2 separate regions of the Homo sapiens genome follow, and region 2 is linked to region 1. Evidence: chromatin contacts called from ENCODE Hi-C data. All regions are on one chromosome and are shown on one strand. Each heading gives the region's core, a stretch centred on a gene start or an enhancer-like site at or near the end of the contact. The rest is flanking DNA. Distances are from core to core; before and after follow the strand shown. Region 1 overlaps LINC00426 (long intergenic non-protein coding RNA 426). Region 2 overlaps ALOX5AP (arachidonate 5-lipoxygenase activating protein).

Region 1 (7,750 bases), core at 1,679-4,178:
CAAAGACCTACCTAGTTACTTTTAATTGCAATTAAAGTGATTAAAAGTAATTGCACAGCCAGGCACGGTGGCTCACGCCTGTAATCCCAGCACTTTGGGTGGCTGAGGTGGGTGGATCACCTGAGGTCAGCAGTTCGAAACCAGCCTGGCCAACATGGCGAAACCCCATCTCTACTAAAAATACAAAAATTAGCCGGGTGTGGTGGCAGGCACCTGTAATCCCAGCTACTCGGGAGGCTGAGGCATGAGAATCACTTGAACTCAGGAGGTGGAGGTTACAGTGAGCCGAGATCACACCATTGCACTGCAGCCTGGGCAACAGAGTGAGACTCCATCTCAAAAAAAACCCAATAAATAATAAATAAATAAATGTAATTACACAAACCACGATTACTTTTGCACCAACCTAATTATCCAACATAACTCCAGTCTGGCTGTAGAAATAGGGGAGTGTTGAAACCAGAGGGCTGCACCATTCGGGTACAAAGGAGAAGATCAGGTACTGTGGTTTGGTCTCTGTGTTGAGCAGATAACAAAGCTTTAATAATTGCCCAAATAGACAATGGACATTTTGAGCATTTATTATGTGCAAGATATGAAATTTAGTATTCTATACTTATTGGCACATTTAAATTATTTTCACAATGACAATTTGTGGTTGGTATTAGCATTATCCCTGTTTTTCAGATAAAGTAAAGCCTACAGGGTCTGAGTAAGTTTCACAAAGACACAGCTAGTGAGTGGTTTGAACCAAAGGCTGTCCAGCTCTAGGTCCATGTGCTTTTAGGGGCTATTGTCTGCCTTTCTGCTCCATCTTTTAATAACACAGCTGGCCTCTTGGCTATGGGAATTAGTGTAGGGATGGACCTGGCACCCAGCAGAGTCCTAAACCAGGGTTCTCCTAGCTGGACCTAGCAGAAGAACCCTTTCTTCCTTGGTCACAGAGTCATTCGGCTGTTTCCCCGGTAAGGTGGGCTGCCATGTCTACTGCTCTGTGAAGAAAGCCCTCTGTAGGAGGAGAGAATGAAATCTACATGCAAAGAGAAAAGCAGAGATTATGATGGGGAGGCTGGGTGTGGTGGTTCACGCCTGTAATCTCAGCACTTTTAGAGGCCGAGGCGGGTGGATCACTTGAGGCCAGGAGTTTGAGAACAGCTTGGCCAACATGGTGAAACCTTGTCTCTTCAAAAAAATTAGCCAGGTGTGGTGGCACATGCCTGTAATCCCAGCTACTCAGGAGGCTGAGACATGAGAATCACTTGAATCCAGGAGGCAGAGGCTGCAGTGAGCTGAGATCGTGCCATTGCACTCCAGCCTGGGGGACAGAGTGAGACCGTGTCTCAAAAAAAAAAAAAAAAGGGAGAAGAATTCTGATGGCGTTCAAATCCTTGACTTCAATCCCTGACCCTGTTATCTAAACTAGCCTGAGTTCAGCTTTTGCCACTAGCCCACTGGGAGTGTCCTGAGTTACACAGGGTTTATATACCACACTATCCAGCTGCCACCTGTATCAAGTTGACCAGGATAGGGGAGTTCGCCACTGGGTCCCTTGGACTTACCCCAGTTGGTGTCAAATCTTTAAGCAGGTAAACTTTCCCCACAATACAACCCTTCTTCCACTTTTTTTTTTTTTTTTTTGAGTTGGGGGTCTTGCTCTGTCACCCAGGCTGGAATGCAGTGGCACAATCATAGCCTACTGCAGCCTTGAACTCCTGGGCTCACGTGATCCTCCCTCTTCAGCCTCCTGAGTAGCTGGGACAACAGGTGTACACCACCATGCCCCAACCCTTCTTCCACTTTGGAATATACTCTGTATCACACCCATAAGATTCTTCTCCATCTCTTGTTACTTGGCCAAGCCTCCTAATGCAAATACAGCACAGTATGTAGTGACAATGTGGACATCTTAGTGTTGACAGGCATTACTTCATATTCTGACCTCAAGAGGCAGGACAGCAGTCATGGAACTAACAATATGAACAATACGATGACATTCCTGACTTCAGCTGGGGGTCTCCTAACTGTATGATTTCACAGGCCAGATTATTACGATTTTTTTGGATGGGACAGGGGTGGGGAGAACATCATAGAGCTGCCAACTTTTTATTTTGTCAAACAGGGCTAGTAGACTTAAATTTATCCTTCCCCAACTCTTCATTCGTTTACTTAACAGGTCTAGAAAACACTCTTCTGTCATCCCTGAGGTTAAGCAACCTTACTAAGTCACTGGAAAAATATAAAAAGTCACATGAATTCTTCCACTCCACTTCACCTGATACCTTTGGTTACTGTCTTAGTCCATTTGTGTTGCTGTAAAGAAATATCTGAGGCTGGGTAATTTATGAAGAAAAGAGATTTATTTCGCTCACAGTTCTGCAGGCTGTACAAGAAGCATGGCACCAGCATCTGCCTCTGGGGAGGGCCTCAGGCTGCTTCTACTCATGGCAAGAGGCAAAGGGAAGCTGGTATGTAGAGACCACGGGGTGAGAGAGAGAGCAAGAGAGAGAGGAGAGGTACTGGGCTTTTTATTTAACAACTAGCACCTCCGGGAACTAAGAAAATGAGATCTCACTCGTTACCAAGAAGTCAGCACCAAGCCATTCATGAGGGATCTGCCTCATGACTCAAAATACTTCCTATTAAGCCCCACCTCCTAACAACACCACATTGGGGATCAAATTTCAATATGAAATTTATTGGGGTCAAATAAACCATAATCAAACTATAGCAATTACCTTCCAAAATTTAGAGGCAAGTATATGGAGACTGTCAGTTGACCTTGTTGGTAATAATTTTTTTAGTTAGCTGGAAGCTAGAAAGGGCAGAAAGAGGTGAAGAGGAAGCTGTGGCCATGGAGGTTAATGTGGTCTGGGCTTGGGGTAGGTGTGGTGAGTGGAGGTTGACAACAGGTACAGCTTGTACTGCAAGGGCTGGGTAGCACAGGAGCTAAGGGAGGTGGGAGGGCCCGCAGAGCCCAGGTCCTATGCTGGGTGTTCTCTGACGAGCTCTGGAATGAAGTAGGCATGGGCAGTTGTTAAGGCTTTAAATCCCTCGATGTTAGGCCTTGAGGGACTGTGATTTCTCCCCACATCACTTCCCCTTAACCAAGTAGTAAACTACATTTGGCCAAAATTGTGCCTTTAGGACAATAGCCAGAGCAAGACGCAGAGCAAATCTATGACAGCCACGCTAACACTGCACATAGGACCAGACACAGAGAAAAAGCCTTCTCAGTGTGCACAGTGTCTGCATCTAAGCAAAATAAGTCTATCAGAATCTCCTTGAAACTGCTGCCAGGGAAATCTGAAAGCTTCTAGTAAGCAAAGCACAATGAAATGGAAATGAGTTATAGAGTACCCATTACCTCTAGTTTAATGTGCAATTGATAAGCTCTTTTACTTACTGTACCACCTGTTTTATTTTAATGAAAGGAAAAATTAGCTATTAGAGCTTTCGTGGACTCATTTGCAACCATGGTCTCCCAACTGTATTTCTTTGAGATGGCTTTAAGTTCCTGAGTCCCCAGTTCTCTGACTGAGGTAGTGGTGGTGGGCTGTGTTGGGGAGGCAGGCCTTTGATTGGGGAATGTGGTCAGTGACCTTCAAGATGGCCTGTGATGGTCCCCACCTCCTGGTGTTCACCCTTGGTGTAGTCCCCTCCCACACTGTGGCAGAGTTGATCTATGTGACCAATAGGACACAGCAGAACCCAGTGGAGTTTATTTTTAAGATTAGTTCTCATGTTCTCCCTCTCTCTCTCTCTCCCCTCATCTATCAGATCACTAATTCTCAAGCCAGCTCTCATGTCAAAAGGACATGCAGACAGTCTATGGAGAGGCCATGGGGACTCTAGCCAACAGCCAGTGAGGGCCTGAAGCCATGAACACTGTGAGCACACTTGGAAGTGGCTCCTCCAGCCCCAGTCAAGCCTTCAGGTGACTGCAGCCCTGACTTGACAGCAACCTTGTGAGAGCCCCTGAGTCAGCCCCACCTTACTAGTTTCCAGACCCTCAGATGCTGTGAGAGGTCACACACATTTGCTGTGCCAAGCTACTGTGTTTGGGGGTAATTTGTTACACAGCAATAGAAAACGTAATACAGAGAGTACAGTACCCATTACCTCTAGTTTAATGTGCAATTGATAAGCTCTTTACTTACTGTACCACCTGTTTTATTTTAATGAAAGGAAAAATTAGCTACTAGAGCTTTTGTGGATTCATTTTGTGGATTCAGAGGGAAGATAGTATCTTCTTGACTCAAGAGGAGGCCCTCATTACTTCTGCTGGGAGAACTGTCCATGTCCCTGATTAGAGTGGTTGGGGCATTCTCACTTCCTTTGCTAGACTGGGGGTACTGGTGTTTTGAATTAGATACAGAAAGGATTTTGCCTACATTCATTGCTGCATGCCTGTAACCCTTGTCATTTGGAGGCATGGATCAGGAAGCGCACACAGAATCTAGAGGATGATGCAGATCAGTTCTTCTTGTCCCTGTTCCATCTTGGTGGGGGCGGCAGGAAACATTTTTGTGCACTTGTAAGCTTCTGAAACTGGTATAAATGAGAAAAAAATAAGCTTTCTTTCTTATTATAAACACAAAATACCTGTGGTGTAAAAGATAAAAAGGCAAAACTATTCACCACCAATGATTCCACCATCCAGATACAAATACTGTTAACAACTGGAGCATATCATACTCCTATCTAGGTATATATATTTTACACAAATAGACAATATAATAAGTGCTATTGTATGACTTTTTTCATTACATATATTATGAGGCTGTGTTTATGTGACTAATATATCTTGTCATCTGCAATTATAATTTTAAATGGTTGCATGATACCCATTATACAGATGTGTCATAATTTCTTAAGCCAGTCACCTTTTGTTGGATTAAATTTGTTTTTATTTTTGCTATTATAAGGATTGCTAAAAAGAATATGCTTGTAGCAAATATTTGTACCTACCTTGACTTTCCTTCTTATGATAAATTATTAAAATAGAATGGTTGGACTAAAGCATGTATACATTCTATTTTATTTATTTTATTTTATTTTATTTTTTGAGACGGAGTCTCTCTCTGTTGCCCAGGTTATAGTGCAGTCATGTGCTCTCAGCTCCGCTCAGCAACCTCTGCCTCCCAGATTCAAGCGATTCTCCTGCCTCAGCCTCCTGAGTAGCTGGGATTACCGGCGCCCACCATCATGCCTGGCTAATTTTATAATTTTAGTAGAGATGGGGTTTCGCCATGTTGGCCAGGCTGACCTCTAACTCTTGACCTCAGGTGATCCACCTGCCTCGATCTCCCAAAGTGCTGGGATTACAGGCGTGAGCCACCGTGCCCGGCCTAAAGCATATATACATTTTAAATGCATTCCCATATATTACCAAATTGCTTTCCAGAAAGTTTGTACCAGTCTATACTCATTGAAATTTATTAGTGTCTATTTCCTTGTACCCTTGCCAGCACTGAGTAATAATTTTAAAAAAATCTTTCTGGCCTTCTATTTATATGGGAAACATAGGGACTTTTCAAGAAGTCTAGCTTATATTCAAAATTTGGCAGCAGCTGGCCAGGCGCCATGGCTCACATCTGTAATCCCAGCACTTTGGGAGGCTGAGGCTGGAGGATCACTTGAGCCCAGAAGTTTGAGTCTAGCCCGGTCAACATAGTGGGTCCTTGTCTCTACAAAAAATACAAAAATTAGCTGGGTGTGTTGCTGTGCACCTGTAGTCCTAACTACTCAGGAGGTTGAATTGGGAGGATCCCTTGAGCCTGGGAGGTTGAGGCTGGAGTGAGCTATGATTGTACAACTGTATTCCAGCCTGAGCAACAGAGCAAGACCCTGTCAGAAAGAAAAGGTAAGAAGAGAAGAGAAAAGGTAGGAAGAAAGGAGAGGAGACGAGAGGAGAGGAGAGGAGGAAAGGAAGGAAGAAATTGGCAGCAGCTTTGAGGGTGAGCAAGCTCTACTATAATCCAATGCCCAGTCAAGGGTGAGAGAAATGAAGAAATGAATTGACTGTTTCTCCCAGATTATGCTTAGAAGATGACAGGAAGAATGTTGAAAATAATATGTATGTGTTCAGGATGTAAGAAAGATCAAACATAAAATATTCAAATCTCTTGGCCCTGTAATTATACTTCTGACAGTTTAGCTTAAATAAAAATTCCAGTGAAAGGGAAAAGGGTATATACACCAAAAAAGTTTATTAACAGTACTTATTTTTTTTTCTAAGACCTAGGTGAAAACAAAACATTACTTATATTAGGGAAACACTACAAACACTTAACAGAAGAGAAATAGTTTAAGAAACTGGGGTATATCAACTTGAAGGAATATTATACAGTTGTTAAATTCGTAAAGGTTATATAGAAACATGCAAATATGTTTATGATGTAATTAGTCATATAAAGGTTATATAGAAACATATATGTTTATGATATAATGTGAGGTATAAAAAGAAATACATACAATTTTTAGCATTTAAAAATATGTACTAGTTAAATCCACATCAACAAGACTGGAAGGAAATATAAAACTACTAATCGTTGTGAAAGAGAGTGGCATCCTATCTTTGAATTTTTTTTTTTCCTGCATTGATTGCTTTTATTTAGGAAAGACCTGATGTCATATGGAAGCCAAGAAGAAACTCTTGTCCAATTTGTAGGGAAAGCAGAGAGACAGAGAGACAGAGAGAGCTTCAGCTTGGTTTCAAAACAAGGATGGAAATACAGAACAACTTAAGTTACCAGCACACTTCATAACAATTAAAAATCATCTCGCTTCTTCCTTCTGCCAGCATAATTTTGGGCTCACAGGTGGATTGACCTGACCTCCAAGAAATGTGTGACAAGGACTCGCCCCTTACCTCCTCAGTTACAGCACGTTTGGTGTTTATGTGAAGCTGGTGGCTTTCAGTATCATGGTGAAAATTTTCTTTTAGGTCATAATTGCTTAACTACAATGAAAAGTATTGATTTTGGAAAAGGCTCATCTTCCCAAAGAGGTTCACTTCAGGAGGTGAATTAATGTGCTCCAGGGACAGTCATGGAAAATGCTTGGCCACACTGGCCGTGTTCTGTAGCCAGGCATTGCTGAACAGTGCAGAGAAAGGCGCTGGAGGCAGACAGAGCTGGGCTGGAAGCCAGGCTCCACTTCATACCAGAAGTATGAGCCCGGGCAAGTTATTGAACTTCTACAGCTTAGTTTACGTAGCTGTGAAAATGGATGAATAATGCCTGCTTGTGCTGTTGTTAGGGAGGGGACGCCTGCTTGGAGGCGAGTATGCAGTAGGTGCTCAGTGAGTGGTGATGAGATAAAAAGCAATGCTGCTCATTTTCTATATTTCTCTTTTCATACTTATTGAGATTACAATGGAGAGAAGGGACACCAGCTTAAAAGAAAACATTTGCAAATCTGTTTCTGATAAATGGAAATGAGAGCAACTGTAAACCACATGAGTCTGTCCAGGACAGAAGAGAGTGAGTGAAGGAAGGCTTTCTCAGCTGGGTGGTTATGTGAGCAGCGCCTCTACTGCCTCTCTGTTAAGTAATTTATCTGGACATCTTGATTGATAATGATGTGGCACTAAAAAACGAAAAGGCATCACAAAACTGCAAACCCTCTGCTTGCACTGTGGGAATAAAATTGGTCACGAAAAGGTGATGGCCACAAAAATCTGGTGGCGGGGTGGGGGGCGGGGGGTGCGGGGAATAGAAAATCTTACATAATATCTATTCCTGTGTTA
Region 2 (7,750 bases), core at 4,959-7,458, 390 kb before region 1:
CACCCTGCCTGCTTAGTTCCTACCTTTCCATGGCTATCTCTCCCCTCCCTCATCCTTCTCCTTCCCTCTCATGGAGGTTGAGTGTACAGACCCATGGGTTTTGAGAGCTGGGCTGCAGCACCCACACGGTGGGGATGCCCAAGCAGCAACAATCACTTTCCACTCTCCTCTTACGCTTTTTAATCTCTGGCACCCCACAACGACTGTGGAACTTCCAAACGACCTTCCCAAGTGACACAGCATAGCCACCAACCAAAGGGCACTTCTGCAATTTGGAGGCTGGCAACTAGCGAGCCCAGGTCTAAGCACCATGGCTTCTTACAAACAGAGCTGTTCACTCCCGGGGGCACGTGGCAGAAACTACACAGCCTGGCCTGCTCCATTTCTTCTTCATTGCCAGCAAATTGGAAACTTAACTTCTAACCAGATATGGTGAAATTGCACCATAACTTCTCCAAATTGGTTGAGCTGAGGAGTCCATAGGAACACAATGTGACCAGTGAGAATGCAGTCACCTGGCAGAAGTTTTTCTTTCCAAACTGATATAGCATAGTAGGAATGCTTTCTTTGGATTTCGTCTGGGGAGAAGTTTTGACCTTGCCTCATCAAAGACACCTTCTTTGCACCTCTTGCATGTGGATGTGTCCAAGGCGGGACTCTAGTATCTTTCTCTGCAGATGGTGCAAAGAGGCTGACAGCAAGTGACATAATTTCTGTACTCTCCTCCAAATGGTTTTAAAATGTCTTAAATCACACCTTTAAACATCTTAAATTGATTCTGAGAATTAATACATGGAAGACCTAAATGTTAAAATAGAAACCTCTCTATAATCAGTTTAGCAAAGGATTTCCTTGAGGTCAGACTGCTGGAATAGCCCTGGACAGAAGTGCTTGGGAGAAGGGAGTGGAGCCCAGAGCACGTGGGAGCATGGAGAAAGAGGGAGATCTAGGTGGCCCACTGTAGCAGCACTGTGAGTACTCAGGGGCTGTCTGAAAGGGAAAATGCCCACAGAGGGCAAGGGGCCAGGCAATCAACCTGTGACTACCGTACTAATGCGTTCGAGAGTGGCCCAGCGATTTCGGAGCTGAGGGAGCAAAGCAGCCAATGAAAAACTGCAATGGAGGAGATGCCCCCTCCAATCCCCTCATGCCTACACCTCACTGAAACAATTAAAAATACCTAGATGAGGAGAAGGACTGAAGAGAGAGTATATCAGTGAGTGTGATATAGGCCTGTTCAGTCGAGATCCCTTGAAGCCAGTTTAATTCACAGGAAACCAACGGTACCCCTGAAGGGGACCCTCCCTCCCATGGTGCCAGCAGCAAGCCCAGGGACTCCAACCCTGCAGTGTGAATCTTTGTCCTGAGTTTGCACCATTCTTGGCATTCTGAATACATTTTTCTTGGGTGACCATGACTCCCCCTTTGGAAGGATCTCTGGGAACATCAAAGTTGCTCCTGGGATGGAACTGAAGGCCAGCTCCTCCCTTAGCTCTCTAGCATGAGGCCTTCCTCTGTGACAGGCCCCTAGTCCGTAGTCCATAGTCCCCAGCATGCCTGCCACTGGCTGAGCCTTGAAATACACTCTGCATAAAGAAGAGAGGAGCATTTGAATAACATTCATTCGGATTTGCATCCCGAATAGATTGCACCCATCTTTAGGAGCCGCTCAGGTGTTTTCAAACAACCTTTTTATTCAAAGAAAAGAATGAGAGAGGGGGAAAGCACCTGCTAATGTCCCCATTCTTTCTGTTCTTGTTCTAGTTGCTCAAGGAGCCCCCGTGTTAGAAAATGCAGTGGTGTCACCTCCAGACTTCCACCCGCAGGGGAGCAAGGGGTGGGTGAGTTGAAGGCTGTCGTCAGCATGTCCTGCCTGTGGCTTCTGAAGGTGACTGGTGAGTCATGGCTGGTGTTCACAGTAGCAACCCTGGTCTAACCCCACAGGAAATAGGTCAACTTCTCTAACCAAATGACTCTTTCAGATCTTTCTGAAGCTGCAGAGATCACACCTCCCTCCACCAATGTGCCCCATATCCCCACTCCCTTTGTTTTGACACTAGCACTCACTAAGATGATAAAGGGTGTCCACAAAGCCTCTCTGGTGAAGTCCAACCTTCCTCACCTCCCTGGCGCTCAGAAACTTGGCTCAGACAGACATGTGGTATTAAGGGTGGTCATCACTCCTAGAAGGAGGCCCCCCTGCCCATGCCCCCACTTATTAGCAACATCAGGGTTAGGACTCACTTGGCAGTGTAGACCCGCTCAAAGGCAAGTGTTCCGGTCCTCTGGAAGCTCCTCCCATTCTGGGTCCTGCTTTCGTGCTCCACTTTATGGGCAAAGAATCCTGCCAAGGGAAAAGGTTTGCATCTGGTTCATTGTGGGCATGTTCAGGAGCCTGTTACTTCCTTGTTTTACTAGAATGTTAAATGCCTCCTTGACTTGACCTCCAAGCAACCCTAAATGTCCTCCATCAACTGTCATTTAGCAGAAACGTACTCAGCAGCTGCTCTCTACTGAACACTGTGTTTGGTGTTAGAAACACAGTCATGAGCAAGGCACGGCCCCCACTTTCTAGGATCTTACAGTCTAAAGGAATAGACAAACAAGGAAAGCAGACATTCCACACAGCAAAGTGAGTCATGCCAAGATGAGATTGAGTACATGGTGCTTTCAGGGTCAAAGGAGGCAACTTAATTCCATGTTGAGTCACAGAAGGATTCCTTGAGGGAATGACATCTAAGATAAAATCTGAAGAACAAGTAGAAATTAGCCAAGCAGACGGAGGGAGAGGGGCCGCTCTAAGCTAAGAGAACAAAATATGCAAAGGTTCAGGGTAAAGAACTGTCTGTGGTTCAGAATGTTCAGCCAAGGAGGGGGAATGGAGGGCACTGGGGAGGGAATGGGATTTGGTAGAACCACAGACAAGGCCAAAGAGGGAGGTGATGAATCATTCTTTCAATGACATGTATCTATGACCATTTGCCACATGCCAGACATTTAGCTTGCATCCAAGAACAAAACAAAGAGCCTTGGTTTGAGGAACTGATGCTCTGGTGAGGACAGCAGAGGAGGAGACAGATCATCCACATTAAGCAAAATACATAAATTAAAATGATATGGTGTGCTGAGCTATGGGCGAAAGAAGAGCATGGTAAGGGGCCGTTTGAGGCATGCAAGAAGGTGGGGTCGTGAGCCTCAATGAGAAAGAAATAACTGAGCCAGGTCTTCAAGAAGATGACCATTGAGATTTGCCCCTGGGGCCTAGCAGGGTGACTGTGACCTTGCTGAGAGCCGTGTGAAGAAATTCAGAACTTAGTTCCGTCTGAGAGCAACAAGGAATTACTGACAGGTTTAAGCAGAGGAATGTTGTCATCAGAAAGCCACCCTGTCTTTAGTGTGGCAGGAACTTAGCAGAATCAGATCCAGGATAGGGGGATAAGATAGGAATTGACTGGGGTGGTGGCGGTGGGGGTGTCAGAGATGCCAAGGAGACACAGTCTGGAGGGTTTGACTATAGATTGGATGATGGGGGGTGGGGGGGGGGCGGTGAAGGTCTCTCTGCCCCCTCTCCCCTTCTATTTTATTCCTTTACTCCTTTTTCAAGAGTGAAAAAAGGGATACATGTGATTGTCAGGGATCCAACCACAGGGTTCCTTTTCATCAATTTCATATTATCCTCCTCAAAAAGACATTAAAGGGGTGCTTTATTGTGTATAGGAATAAAAGCCTTTCATGTTTTTCTTTTCTACACAAATAACACTCCTTCTGTAGGAATGTGCCCACTTTGAGTGTATCTGTAGGGCTCTCTTACGTAAAGGAAGGGCCCACCTCATCCCAGGCAATGTGGTGGGCACTTGCCATGTATTCCGTCACAGAGCTTTGCACCCACTCTGTGCAATGGGTAGTACTGTTCCCACTCTGTAGGTAAGAACGCTGCAACTTTCCAGAGTCAACCTGCTGCTGGGGAGAGGTGCAGCCGGGACTTCAAACTCTGCGGGGCATATGGGGATGTGTTTCTCCTCTTGCTGTCACCGTGAAGCTCCCTGCAGGATTTCATCAGCTCCACAGGTTTTTGTTTTTTTTTTTTAGATACGGAGTCTCACTCTGTTGCCCAGGCTGGAGTGCAGTGGCGTGATCTCGGCTCACTGCAACCTCCACCTCCAGGGTTCAAGCGATTCTTCTGCCTCAGCCTCCCGAGTAGCTGGGACTACAGGCATGCGTCATCACGCCCGGCTAATTTTTGTATTTTTAGTAGAGTTGGGGTTTCACCATATTGGCCAGGCTGGTCTCGAACTCCTGACCTCGTGATCCACCTGCCTCAGCCTCCCAAAGTGCTGGGATTACAGGCGTGAGCCGCCAGGCCCAGCCAGCTCCACAGGGTTTAATACACCTGTCCATTCAAAAGATCTGTTTTTACCAGAGTATGACAGAAAATGCTGATCATTTTCTTTCTGGAACCCAAGATGGTATTCCCTGCCTCTGAACGCATAATCAACCTTCTATATCTGCGGGTTCTGCATTCCTGGAGTCAACCAACCACTGACCAAAAATATTAAAAAAAAAAAAAAAAAACAGAAAACCATTTGTCTGGACTGAACATGTACAGATTTTTTTTCTTGTTACTGTCTTTTAACAATACAGTATAACAACTGTTTACATAGCATTTACATTCTATCAGGTATTATAAGTAATCTAGGCCACACACAGTGGCTCATGCCTATAATCCCATCACTTTGGGAGGCTGAAGCGGGTAGATCACCTGAGGTCAGGAGTTCAAGACCAGCCAGGCCAACGTGGTGACACCCCATCTCTACTAAAAATACAAAAATTAGCCAGTTGTTGGGGGGTGGGGGTGGGGAGGGGCCTGTAATCCTAGCTACACAGGAGGCTGAGACAGGAGAATTGCTTGAACCCAGGAGGCGGAGGTTGCAGTGAACTGAGATTGCACCATTGCACTCCAGCCTGGGTGACAAGAGTGAAACTCCATCTCAAAAAGAAAAAAAAAAAAAAAAGACAAAACAAGTAATCTAGAGATTATCTAGAGGTTACTTAAAGTATATGGAGGATGTGTCGAGACCATCCTGGCTAACATGGTGAAACCCTGTCTCTACTAAAAAATACAAAAAAAAAATTAGCTGGGCGTGGTGGCAGGCACCTGTAGGCTGAGGCAGGAGAATGGCATGAACCCGGGAGGCGGAGCTTGCAGTGAGCCAAGATCGAGCCACTGTACTCCAGCCAGGGCGACAGAGCAAGACTCCATCTCACAAAAAAAAAAAAAAAAAAAAAAAAAAAAAAAAAAAGGATATGGAGGATGTGTGTAGGTTAAATGCAAATACTATGCCATTTTATATCAGGGACTTGAGCATCCACGAATTTTGGCATCCGAGGGAGGTCATAGAACTAATCCCCCAGGGATACCGAGGGATGACTTTATTAAAAGTCAGAGGTTATTTCTACAACCAGCAGCACGATGTGCCGTACTTCTCTGCATCTGCCTCTCTTCTTTCCCTCCTTGCTCAGAGAACCGAGCCCCTTCCTTTTCTCTAAGGCTGCATCCTCTAACTGTGATCTTGACCCTGTCCATGCCACTGACTTCAAGTCTGTATTTCATTGCTCCTTCTCCCACTTCCAGAATCTTTAATATCATATTCTCTCCTTTTCTTTATCCTGGAAACACGCACAGATCTTCCCTATCCTTTAAACAAAACAAAAACAAACCTGCTTCAGTCCAACATTCAACTAGGGTTTACCGCTCCTTCCTTCTAAGCTAAACTTGGAAGAGTTGGCTGCCTTTGTCTACTCCTCACCGCCCCCTCACTCCCCAACCTCTTGTAATCCTCCAGTATGCTACAGAAACAATACATGCAAAGACCATAAACACACTTATCTCGGCTAGCTGCTAACAGTAAGCCAAAACCAGTGTGAGAGAGAGACAAAGACACAGATAGAGAGATGGCTGCAAACCGTTGTGAGGCATCCGCCGTACGTGGGCACTGCTAGCTACTTTAACTATATCATCTTGTGCAAGACCTTCAGCAACCACAGGTGGAGGTTATCAATCACTCCACTGCTCAGTGAAGGAAACGGAGGGCCAGAGAAGTTAAATAAGTTTCTCAACAAACATAAAGAGATCTTGAGATTTTAGTTAACCACAGAGTTAATATGAGTCAGCAATGACACATAGTTCTCAAAAAAATAACTCATACGTAGATTATTCTAACAGAGTCGATGCCCGGATCTCAGGAACAGCTTCCCTGTACAGAAGACACCTATCTGCATAGGTGTTCTTAGAAAGAACACAGGAAGAGGAGAGGAGACCCAGTGGCAAGGGACTTCAGAAACGTTAGGCCGAAGAGGGGGATATTACAGCTGACACTGTAAACACAGAAAGAGCAGGCACAGTCTAAGTGATTTTAGGGAACAGCACCAGGACTGCTGGGTAAAACGCATAGGGCTGCAGATTTCAGCTCAACATAAGAAAGAACTTCTTGAGCAGGGAGTGCTTGAATGAATGAATTGGAGGCAATATGCATGGAGCAAGTGTCTACTCTCTAAAGTCAGATGATTAGGTTTTAATCCCAGCTTCACGACTCCTGACCTTGGGACTTTCAACCAAATTCTCCATGACTCACTTTGCTTATCTGTAAAACAAGAATAAATAATAGTATGTATTTCTAGGCTGGTTTCATGCCTGTAATCCCAGCACTTTGGGAGGTCGAGGCAGGAGGATGACTTGAGGTCAGGAGTTGGAGGCCAACCTGGCCAACATGGTGAAACCCTGTCCTTACTAAAAATACAAAAATTAGCTGGGCGTGGTGGCACATGCTTGTAGTCCTAGCTACTCAGGAGGCTGAGACATGAGAATCACTTGAGCCTGGGAGGCAGAGGTTGCAGTCAGCTGAGATTGCGCTACTGCACTCCAGCCTGGGTGACAGAGTGAAACTGTCTCAAAAATAACAATAATAATATATATATCTTTATTCACTTGCATACACTTATAAAGACCTGTCTTTGTGCCAGGCAGTGTCCTGGGTGCAGGGGAATAAAGCAGGGAACAAAATAGGTACAGTGAAGGAAAGGTCAGCCTACAGCGGCCCCTCCAGTCTCTGCAAAGGCAGTTGCATGAGTGGGTGAGTGCAAGGATTAAATGGTGCAAAGATTATATGAGATAAAACTAAGCACAGCAGGAAGCGCCATTCTTCACACAACGCAAGCTTTCAATCCATGCAACAATAGGAAAGGCAAGCTTGGAAGTTTGTGAGTTTTCCAAACACTGCAGTGTTCAGGAAGAAGCAGCCGGTGGAGGCGGTGGAGGGGGGTGGTTGGGGGTTACTGTAAGGAAGATTCCTGCTTTGGGGGAACTTCATGAGTCTATGATTCTGCTTCTAGAGCCTGTCAAATCCCAGGTTGGATGGCAAAGTCTTCCAATACGGTGCTTGTGAGGTTTCTTGTGAGTGTGTGTGTGTGTGTTGGGGTGGAACTAGTAACAGCAGCTCCATTTCCCTCCTTAGCACTATGCTCACAAACCCTTATGATTGCAGGGCCATAATGTCGCCAAAACTTGGAGGAGGCTGCCTCTCTTGGGGGAAAGAGGCCGCTGCTAATGCCTGCCAGCTCCCCCTACAACCAGAGCAGATGTGGAACAGCCTCCTGCGGGAGGACATCCTTCCTCTGCCATCACTAAGTGTAGCTCAGGGGCACTGAGCCCCTCCCCTCAGCTCACATTTCTTCCCAATCACTTTCTCCAAAT

What was found. A loop is a pair of places that touch in the nucleus more often than their neighbours do. Pooled maps may share reads with other maps.
Region 2: a pooled map shows a loop between it and region 1 (3-fold over the local background). The contact joins two enhancer-like sites. A Hi-C loop is called at or near these places in 4 of 37 single-sample maps with no recorded cell type and 8 of 50 pooled maps.

Annotation. Positions count from the first base shown.
Region 1 is chr13:30,341,754-30,349,503 of GRCh38, reverse strand. All of the region lies in intron 4 of LINC00426 (long intergenic non-protein coding RNA 426), which reads left to right. LOC124903145 (a long non-coding RNA gene) reads right to left here. Exons shown (of 2, transcript XR_007063742.1): 2 at 2,336-4,548. Among named protein-coding and RNA genes, the nearest start is that of LINC00427, 26 kb to the right of the region's middle. Within about 2 kb of position 2,928, at least 2 of the 41 ENCODE cell types and tissues checked have a DNase peak (open chromatin) inside an H3K27ac peak, as active enhancers do.
Region 2 is chr13:30,738,654-30,746,403 of GRCh38, reverse strand. It overlaps ALOX5AP (arachidonate 5-lipoxygenase activating protein), which reads right to left. Exons shown (of 5, transcript NM_001629.4): 2 at 2,245-2,344. LOC124903146 (a long non-coding RNA gene) reads left to right here. Exons shown (of 3, transcript XR_007063743.1): 2 at 1,765-1,895. Among named protein-coding and RNA genes, the nearest start is that of ALOX5AP, 7.0 kb to the right of the region's middle. RefSeq lists silencers at 1,956-2,025, 7,639-7,750 and an enhancer at 1,530-2,729. Within about 2 kb of position 6,208, at least 9 of the 41 ENCODE cell types and tissues checked have a DNase peak (open chromatin) inside an H3K27ac peak, as active enhancers do.